2 separate regions of the Mus musculus genome follow, and region 2 is linked to region 1. A link is a contact called in ENCODE Hi-C or POLR2A ChIA-PET data. All regions are on one chromosome and are shown on one strand. Each heading gives the region's core, a stretch centred on a gene start or an enhancer-like site at or near the end of the contact. The rest is flanking DNA. Distances are from core to core; before and after follow the strand shown. Region 1 holds the start of Eci1 (enoyl-Coenzyme A delta isomerase 1). Region 2 holds the start of Mlst8 (MTOR associated protein, LST8 homolog (S. cerevisiae)).

Region 1 (4,166 bases), core at 1,488-3,987:
TTCACAGTCTGTGTGCTGGGAAGACGCAGCTGCTCCAGCGCCCCAGTCAGTCTCCTAGACTCCTGCCCTTTCCTGCTGTGGGCTCTGGGATTGTTTGCCTGGTATGCTGACCTGACTTGCTGACTTCCCTGACATAGATGGGGTCTTTGTTTTTGAGACAGGGTCTCCCTACATACTCCTAGCTGGGCTGACCTTAATTTGTACAACAAGGTGGCTACTGAGTCTCCGGGATCCTTCTGTTCTATCTCTACTTCTTAGATGCTGTAATTAAAGAAATGGGCCACCATGCCTGTCCTGTTTCATTTTGAGCTAGTACATGTTGCCTAAGCTAATTAAGGGTCCTCCCCTGCCTCTACCTCCTGAATGCTGGGATTTCAGGCATATACTGCCACACCACAAGTGAGCTATGTTATATGTTAGTCAGAAATTTTATGGTTTTGTTCCTGTTTTCTACAGGACAAATTGATGGCCAAGAGATCACTGCTACTGCTGTGTTGGCACCCTGGCCTCGGCCACCACCTCGGCGATTCAGCCCCCCTAGGAGGATGCTTCCACCACCTCCCATGTGGCGTAGGTCACCCCCACGGATGAGGAGAAGGTGAGTCAATTGGGAATTGTCCTTAAGCCAGCTTGCTGCTTTGTAGGTTTTATAAACCTAAATGGCTGTGGTAACTTTTAGTCCTTTGGGGTTGGATGTAGAAAGCAGGTCAGCATGTGGTACTGGGAGTTGGCCAGAGAAAGGACAGTCAAAATCTGTGGTGTTGACAAGCAGGTGAGTCCCTTCCAAGGAACCAGTTCAAGAGTCTGTGCTGTCGTGGGTCCCAAGAGACCCTCTGTCTTTCAGGCAGGGTGGCATACGCATTTAACTCTAGCACCTGGGAGGCAGAGGCAGGCAGATCTCTGGGAGTTCGAGGCCAGCCTGGTCTGTGGATCTAGTTCCAGAATAGCCTGCTATATACAGAGAAACCCTGTCTCGAAAAACCAGAAGGGGGCGGGGGGGGGGCTTTCGGGTGAGACATAGCAGAAGCCACCGTTTGGGGTTGTGAACAGAAAAAGAATTGTCTTAGAAAGGCCAGTCTGTCCCATAGCTGTGCTGTTTGAATATTGCACTCTTGGCTGACCAGGCTTCTCTTCCCACAGGTCTCGATCCCCAAGACGCAGGTCCCCTGTGCGTAGGAGGTCTCGCTCTCCTGGCCGCCGCCGCCACAGGAGCCGATCCAGCTCCAACTCCTCCCGATAAGCAGGGACATTGATTCGTACCTCTGTAACTTATGTTCCCCAGACTCTGTTTTGTCCTTTTCTCTAGCCAAGTGAGGGTCTGTAGAGAAGGATCCCTTACTGGGTACAGCAGTTGAGATATCTCCTCTACAGAAGGGTTCTGGCTTGTAGAGCTACTGTTGGTTCACGGCTGCTCCCATAGAGGTGCCCTGTAGTTTTCTGGCTAGAAAGTTCATCCCTTCAGTTCTTGATAGGCTGGTAGCAGAGCCAGCTGGAACCTATGGCAGCACACGGATTTCCACAGATGACCCAGAACCAGACAGCCTGGTCTAGCCCCCGCTGTGCCACACCTGTGCAAAGGACCACACTGCTCTTCTGTTCGGCCGACCATGCCCTGCTGAGTACGCTTCAACTTAGAGGGCTAAAACCTTTGAAGGATTCCTCCACAAATGGTTACCTTTCTGTCCCCGTGTCTCTGTTACTTTCTAGAATTTGTGAGCCAGTTCTACAGGGTCCTCATGAAACCTACCCCACCCCGTTGTCACCTGCCATTCATGGTGATGTTGCAGGTTAACCTTGGCAGTGTGTACATTGCCCCTTTTTGCTTTTATTGTACAGTCAGTACTATAAAATTTGTTTTGAGTTTTATAACTTTGTAGCATTTTAGATAAGGTTGTGTTTGTACTTGTGTAGAGTGAAAGGACTGTTGAATAAAACCTAGGATTAGAATGCAAATTGAGTGCTGGTTTTACTGTCTGTCTTAGTCCAGAAGAGTCATAATTTGTATGACTCAACTAAGAACTCACTTTGAGTTTAATCCCCAAAGTGGCATTTCTAAAAGCCAGGAGGACAGGTGGTGAGACGGCCTGGGGCTCAGAAGCTGACTCTGCCTGAGATGCTGCCGCCGCAGGAAAACTGGGAGGGACAGTTCTCTCTTCTGTCTCATACTGGTGCACCACAGAAGAAAAGTCTTAACCAAGAAGGAAGACTTCAGCCCGGCGTGGTGGCGCACGCCTTTGATCCCAGCACTTGGGAGGCAGAGGCAGGCAGATTTCTGAGTTCAAGATCAGCCTGCTCTACAGAGTGAGTTCCAGGACAGCCAGGACTACACAGAAACCCTGTCTCAAAAAACCAAAAAAAAAAAAAAAAAAAGAATAAAAGGAAGACTTCTTGTGTTTGTGCCCCTTGAGTATTGAGTCAAATAAAAATGCACTATTTGGGGCAAATAGCCTAGGTAAAGCCTCCCAGTCACCCCTGTGCTGGCAAGGCCGTCTGTTTTTCACTACGGTGCCAGCCTTGATTTATGGTCCTAATCCCAGCTCTGCAAGTGCCTCTGAGCTCTGGCAGCTCGCCCCAGCAGAATGAAAGCACTCTTGGACACACACCCTGCCCTAACTGGCACAGGGGAAACCCAGTCCTCTGGACGCTGCGGACTGGCTAACCTTGGCCTTGTGGGGCGGGGCCGGCCGGAGAGGAGGAGTCTGCAAGGCCGGGCTGGAAGCGAAGCCGCTGGCTCTGTAGTCCCCACTGATATCCAAGATGGCGCTGGCTGCTGCGCGTCGCCTTCTGCTGCACGCGGGTGCGTGGCCCGGGCGAGAGCGCTGGTGCAGGGCCTCACAGGGCTGGGTGCGCGGGCGGCGGTGGCGAGAGTCTGGGCGTGCTTGCTAACGTGCTCCGGGCTGTCTGCAGGATCCCGCCTCGGGCGCAGGGAAGCGGTGGACGGCGCGCGGCGCTTCGCTAACAAGCGGGTGCTGGTGGAGACGGAGGGCCCGGCAGGTGAGAGGGAGGGAGGGCCACATCTCGTTCATGTCCTCGGGCTCCGAGCCCACACGGTCTGTGAGGTCGGGCTGACGATGAGCTCTTGGAATTCCCAAAAGCAGGGAGTGAGCATAAGCTCACATAAACTCAGATTCTGATTAAAACCTAAGTTCATACCGGGCGGTTTAAATGACAGAATGGGTGAGTTTTTAAAGCTTTGGTTAAAGTTCCTAAAGTTATGGTCTGTTACTTAAACTATTAGTTAAGAATGATTATAGCTTGCGGCGGTGGCTCATGCTTGTAAACTCAGCTGAAGCCAGTCTGAGCCACGTGAGACAGTGTCTCAAAAATCTCACAAAAATGATTGGGAGCGTTTTTGAATATTTTCCTAATACTGGAATGTGGCACAGCAACATTTTCCTAGTTAATGTTGGGTCGCTCCCTGCCCACAACAGAAGGAAGCACCTCCCCTCACAAGCAGAGGCAGGAGGATGGTGAAGTTGAGGCCAACCTGGGCTACGGCTGGAGCCTGCTTTTCCTGTGCTGTTTTGTTTTTTAAAGTGACGATGCGGGGAGAGGGGGAGATTGTAATTTTCCAGGACAGTGACAATGCACTTATGGAAGAAAAACCTGGGAGGGGAGGACAGAGCTAGGGCTAGAGCTTAGGATCACAGTCTATAGGGGGAGGGAGCATTCAACCTAGACATGGAGGTCAAAGTCTGCAAAGTCTGGATTCCCCCCCCCCCAGAGTGATAGAATATGAGTGCACTGGAGAGAGAAAGAAGTGCCTTAATAGTGCCAGACCTGCAGGCTTCAATCCCAGTACCACAAAAGGAAATAAATAAAAATACTACAATAGGTAGCAGTAAAAACTATACCATGGCAAAGTCAGTGGATTATACACTTAAAGGTGACAAGATGTTTAGACTATCATGTAGATGTCATCACAATTTAGAGTAATAAGGTAGTGGCATATATTTTTACATGTATATATTTACCTATATATTTTATATATAATTTTAAGTAATAAGTACGTAACTTATGTATCTCTAGTGAAAAAGCAAAGGTAAAATAGCAACTGGTTTTATTTATTTTTTTTTTTGGTTTTGTAGAGCCAATGGTCCCTATATTTCAAAGGCAAAATTTAAAAGTCCATATGTCCCTTTAGCTTATGGGGTTTTTGTTGGTTT
Region 2 (3,968 bases), core at 626-3,125, 52 kb after region 1:
TAGCTAGCATCTGGGTCGATGTGAGCAGACGTGATGGAAGACTCAGGCTCGGGAATCAGCTGCTCATTGTGGTCTGTCTTCAGGTCCCAGATGTGGATAGCACCGCTCTGATCACCCACAATGAGTTCTGCCTAGGATGTAGGGGAGGGAGGTGAAATGTAGCAATACTCTTGTCCTCTAAAGTCCCCACCCCACCCCTGACACCTGGCCCCATGAGCATTCCTCACCTGGTTGGGATGCAGACACACGCAATTAATGGGTGCGTTCACCTGGAAGATACGCTGACACTGCAAGTTCCGGGACCTGTGGGGAGTTAAGGTTACACATGGCTTCTAATGGATTTGATCCATGCCTCTACCAAAAGCCCCCATTCTCTGCTCAAAGGAGTTGCTTCTACCTTAGGAGAAATGGTTGTGAAGTTTAGCTCTTTCTCCACAAGCTTGAGGTCAGTGAAAAGGGAAGGAAAGTCTGGCCCCCTAGCCTCAAGGCAAGGCTAGCTCTCTGATGTAATTCTATTCTGCTTTCTACCTTCCCTCCATCGCCCGCTCAACCCCTCTTGCACTAAGACTAACTGATTGCAGAATAGCCTGCCCACAGACAATCCCCTGGCCTGCCCACTCCCCGGGCAGCCGTCCTCTTCAGCCCAACACACAACACCACCTGAGGTCCCAGATGCGAGCTGTGCAGTCCTCGCCACCTGTATACATCCAGCGACCATCCTCGTGAAAGCCCACTGATGCAATGTTCTTACTGACTCCGTCATAACTGATGATGGGGTTGGGGTTATTGGAGTTGAGATCATACATGCGGATATGTTGGTAACCTAGGGACACAGGGGGAATTGAAGCATGGGTGTGCCAGGTAGAACTACGGCCAGTAAAGGGTCAGAGGTCGAGAATCTCAGGTACCTGCAGCAGCAATCATGCTTCGGTCCGGAGTAATCTCCAATGCATTTACCTGCTGAGCATGTTAAGGATAACAGGAAGAGAACCCAGAGAGGGAAACCTTGGGGCTACAAGGCCATCAAGACCTCCACCACCTGGCCTGAGTTTCCCCAAACACATATCATTCATACTTAATTCTGGCCAGCACCATCCTGCTGCCAAGAGGAGGATACAGAGTCCTGATGCTGCACTGTTCGAGTGCAGATTCCACTGTGAGCCTGCCAAAAGCGCACCGTGTGGTCATAGCCTGCAGTTGCTAAGATGACAGGGTCACTGCCCACTGTGCCTGGGGTGGTATTCATTGTTTGATGGCTGGAGAAAAAAAATGAGACCTGCACTGGGCCAAGAGGTGATAAGTAAGGTCCAAAGGTCAAAACGTTTGGAGAGAAAAGATGTACGCATAACAATCTGCACACTACAGTGTACCGGTATTAACTTCACTTTAAAACTAAGAAAAATAAGAGTGTTCAGGGTCACGCTGACAGTCTCAAAAAAAAAGACTCCGGCTACTTTGCTCCCGGGAGAGTGTTCCTTCAGCTTCACCCTCACGCTTGGAGACGCCACCTCGCCAGCAGCCAGCAGGAGGCAGTCACACGCAGAAGGCCATCGCCCGGGCGCCGTCTCTCGCAAGGGTAGGCAACGCATGCGCATGGCGACTAAGGAAAAGCCCGGCACTGCTGCTGCTGAGCATGCGTAGTTGACCGGCACTGGGATCGGATGGGTGGGGGCGCTATCTGGCAGGACCCCCGCGCTCCCCAGTGCTCTGCACACCGCCCTGGCTCTGTGTTACCGGCCCGATTACCCCGACCGCACTCTCCTAGCCACCCAGTGGTCGGTAGCAGCCCTCATCCCGTGTCCCCCGTACCTTAACACACGCTCTGCACTCTGCCTTAGTCCAGGACGGCGAGGCGAGGAGGAGCTAGTCGATAGAAGCCGGGCCGAGCGTAGAGCTATCGATAGTAACTCCGGGCGAGACCATGGGTCCGGGGAGTGGGGGAGTTGAAAGGGATACCAGAGTTCTGAGACGAAGAACTCCAGAAGTGATCGTGCTCAGAATGGCCATCAGCCGCGACGCCACCCTTCAACTCACTGGGAACTACAGCCATGGTACTGCTGCCTATTTTCCAGACTTGGCTCCCAGAAGGAATTACACTGTCGTCGTCCCTCCACCCCCCGCAGACATACACAATCACCTACCCTACCAACCAAGCTAGAATTTCTAGGTAATGCAAAATTTTCAGATAAAAATCATTTTTTCTTTTCTTTTTTCCTTCCTTCCTAGCTTTTCTCTCTTTCCTTCTTTCTTTCTTTCTTTCTTTCTTTCTTTCTTTCTTTCTTAATTTCTTAATTTCTTAATTTCTCTCTCTCTCTTTTTCTTTTAGTATAGGCATATCTCAAACACTGTACTAAAAGAATTACTTTCTTACAAGAAGTTTGAATGCAACTGGGCAGTCTGTTACTTCTATTTGCTTTATCTGGTAGCCATAGTCTAGACCCTTTCAGCCTGATCCTGAGGGCACATAAGCTAGCCCAGAAACTCGTTTAAAACTGCAGACTCTCATGCCTCCATTTTTTAAAATTTTTAATAATACTTTTTATTTAACCCAATATATAAAAATATTCTTTTAACACATTCAACATAAATATTTTGTGCTTTTTTATTTTAAACTGAAATATAGTGTGCATCATGTTCTTGTGAATAGTTTCAATTTAGACTAGATAGATACATTACAAGCACTCAACAGCTTTATGTGTCTACTAAATAACATTGAACAGATAGGTGTAGAACATCTGATTCAAGAACAGCAAATTAGCCGGGTGGTGGTGGCGGCGCAGCCTTTAATCCCAGCACTTGGGAGGCAGAGGCATATAGGAGAGAATAATATTTATATTCCTAGCTGGGGAAAGCCTAGCTGGAATATAAATATTATTCTCTCCTATATTACATCCCAACTGCAGTTTCCTCTTCCTCCCCTCCCCCAAGCCTCTCCTCTCCTCTCTCCTCTCTCCCAGATTCACCCCACCACCACCACCACCAAGTACTTCCCCTCAGGAAAGAGCAGGCCTCCCAGGGACATCAACCAAACACACACAAGCTACAATAAAACCAGGCACATACTATCACTTTAAAGCTGAAAGAGGCAACCCAGCAAGAGGAGAAGGATCTCAGGCAGCAGAGTCAGGGACAGCCCAGCCCTGTTAGGATTCCAGAACACCAAGCTTATATGCAGAGGACCTAGGTCAGAGCCTTAGCAGCTCTCTGACTCTGCAAGACCCCAGGAGGTCCACCGGCCCCTCTGTGTTCTTGTGGTGTTCCTGACCCCTCTAGTTCTTCTAATCCCCCCCCCCTCCTCTGCAGGACTCCAAACTCCGCCTAGTATTTGGTTGTGGCACTCTGCATCTGTCCCCATCAGTGGCTAGGTGAAGTCTCTCTGGTCTCTTGGTGACAATTCTGCTATCATGCCTCCATTTTTATTACCCAGCTCTACAAAGTTGTCCTTGCTTTCTCATGATCTCTTCCCACTGCACCAGTAGATGGGGCTGCAACCCCCTTTCCCTCTAGCCACAGAGAGGGTAAGTCCAGCTCCTTAGCCAAGGCCGGTTCCCCTGTCTACACACCCAGGTTCCTGGTCATAGACACCCTCTTCCTATATCTCTCCCCAGTCCCTGTTTTACCTCCTTAGCATATTTTTAATATGGATTTTTGGTTTGGTTGCTCTGTAGACCAGGCTAACCTCGAACTCAAGAGAACTGCCAGCCTCTACCTCCCAAGTGCTTGGATTAAATGCATGGGCACAGACTCCCTCCTAGGTGTGTTTTGTATGTTTGTTTGTTTGTTTGTTTGTTTTTCTTTTTTTTTTCGAGACAGGGTTTCTCTGTATAGCCCTGGCTGTTCTGGAACTCACTTTGTAGACCAGGCTGGCCTTGAACTCAGAAATCCGCCTGCCTCTGCCTCCTGAATGCTGGGATTTAAGGCGTGCGCCACCACGCCCGGCTGTTTGTTTTTCAATCGGGATTTCTTTG

The links. A loop is a pair of places that touch in the nucleus more often than their neighbours do. ChIA-PET counts read pairs that join two places held with the same protein, here RNA polymerase II (POLR2A).
Region 2: POLR2A ChIA-PET joins it to region 1 with 14 read pairs in embryonic stem cell. The contact joins the promoter of Mlst8 here to the promoter of Eci1 in region 1. A Hi-C loop is called at or near these places in 1 of 37 maps with a recorded cell type or tissue (heart). POLR2A ChIA-PET finds 5 or more read pairs at or near these places in 4 of 5 experiments (Patski and embryonic stem cell).

Annotation. Positions count from the first base shown.
Region 1 is chr17:24,423,946-24,428,111 of GRCm38, forward strand. Eci1 (enoyl-Coenzyme A delta isomerase 1) reads left to right here and starts at 2,738. Exons shown (of 7, transcript NM_010023.4): 1 at 2,738-2,797; 2 at 2,908-2,994. The coding sequence starts at 2,758. Rnps1 (RNA binding protein with serine rich domain 1) reads left to right here. Exons shown (of 9, transcript NM_009070.2): 8 at 457-598; 9 at 1,141-1,953. The coding sequence ends at 1,240.
Region 2 is chr17:24,477,203-24,481,170 of GRCm38, forward strand. It overlaps Mlst8 (MTOR associated protein, LST8 homolog (S. cerevisiae)), which reads right to left and starts at 1,876. Exons shown (of 9, transcript NM_001252464.1): 1 at 1,810-1,876; 2 at 1,118-1,256; 3 at 909-960; 4 at 661-823; 5 at 228-303; 6 at 1-131. The coding sequence starts at 1,246.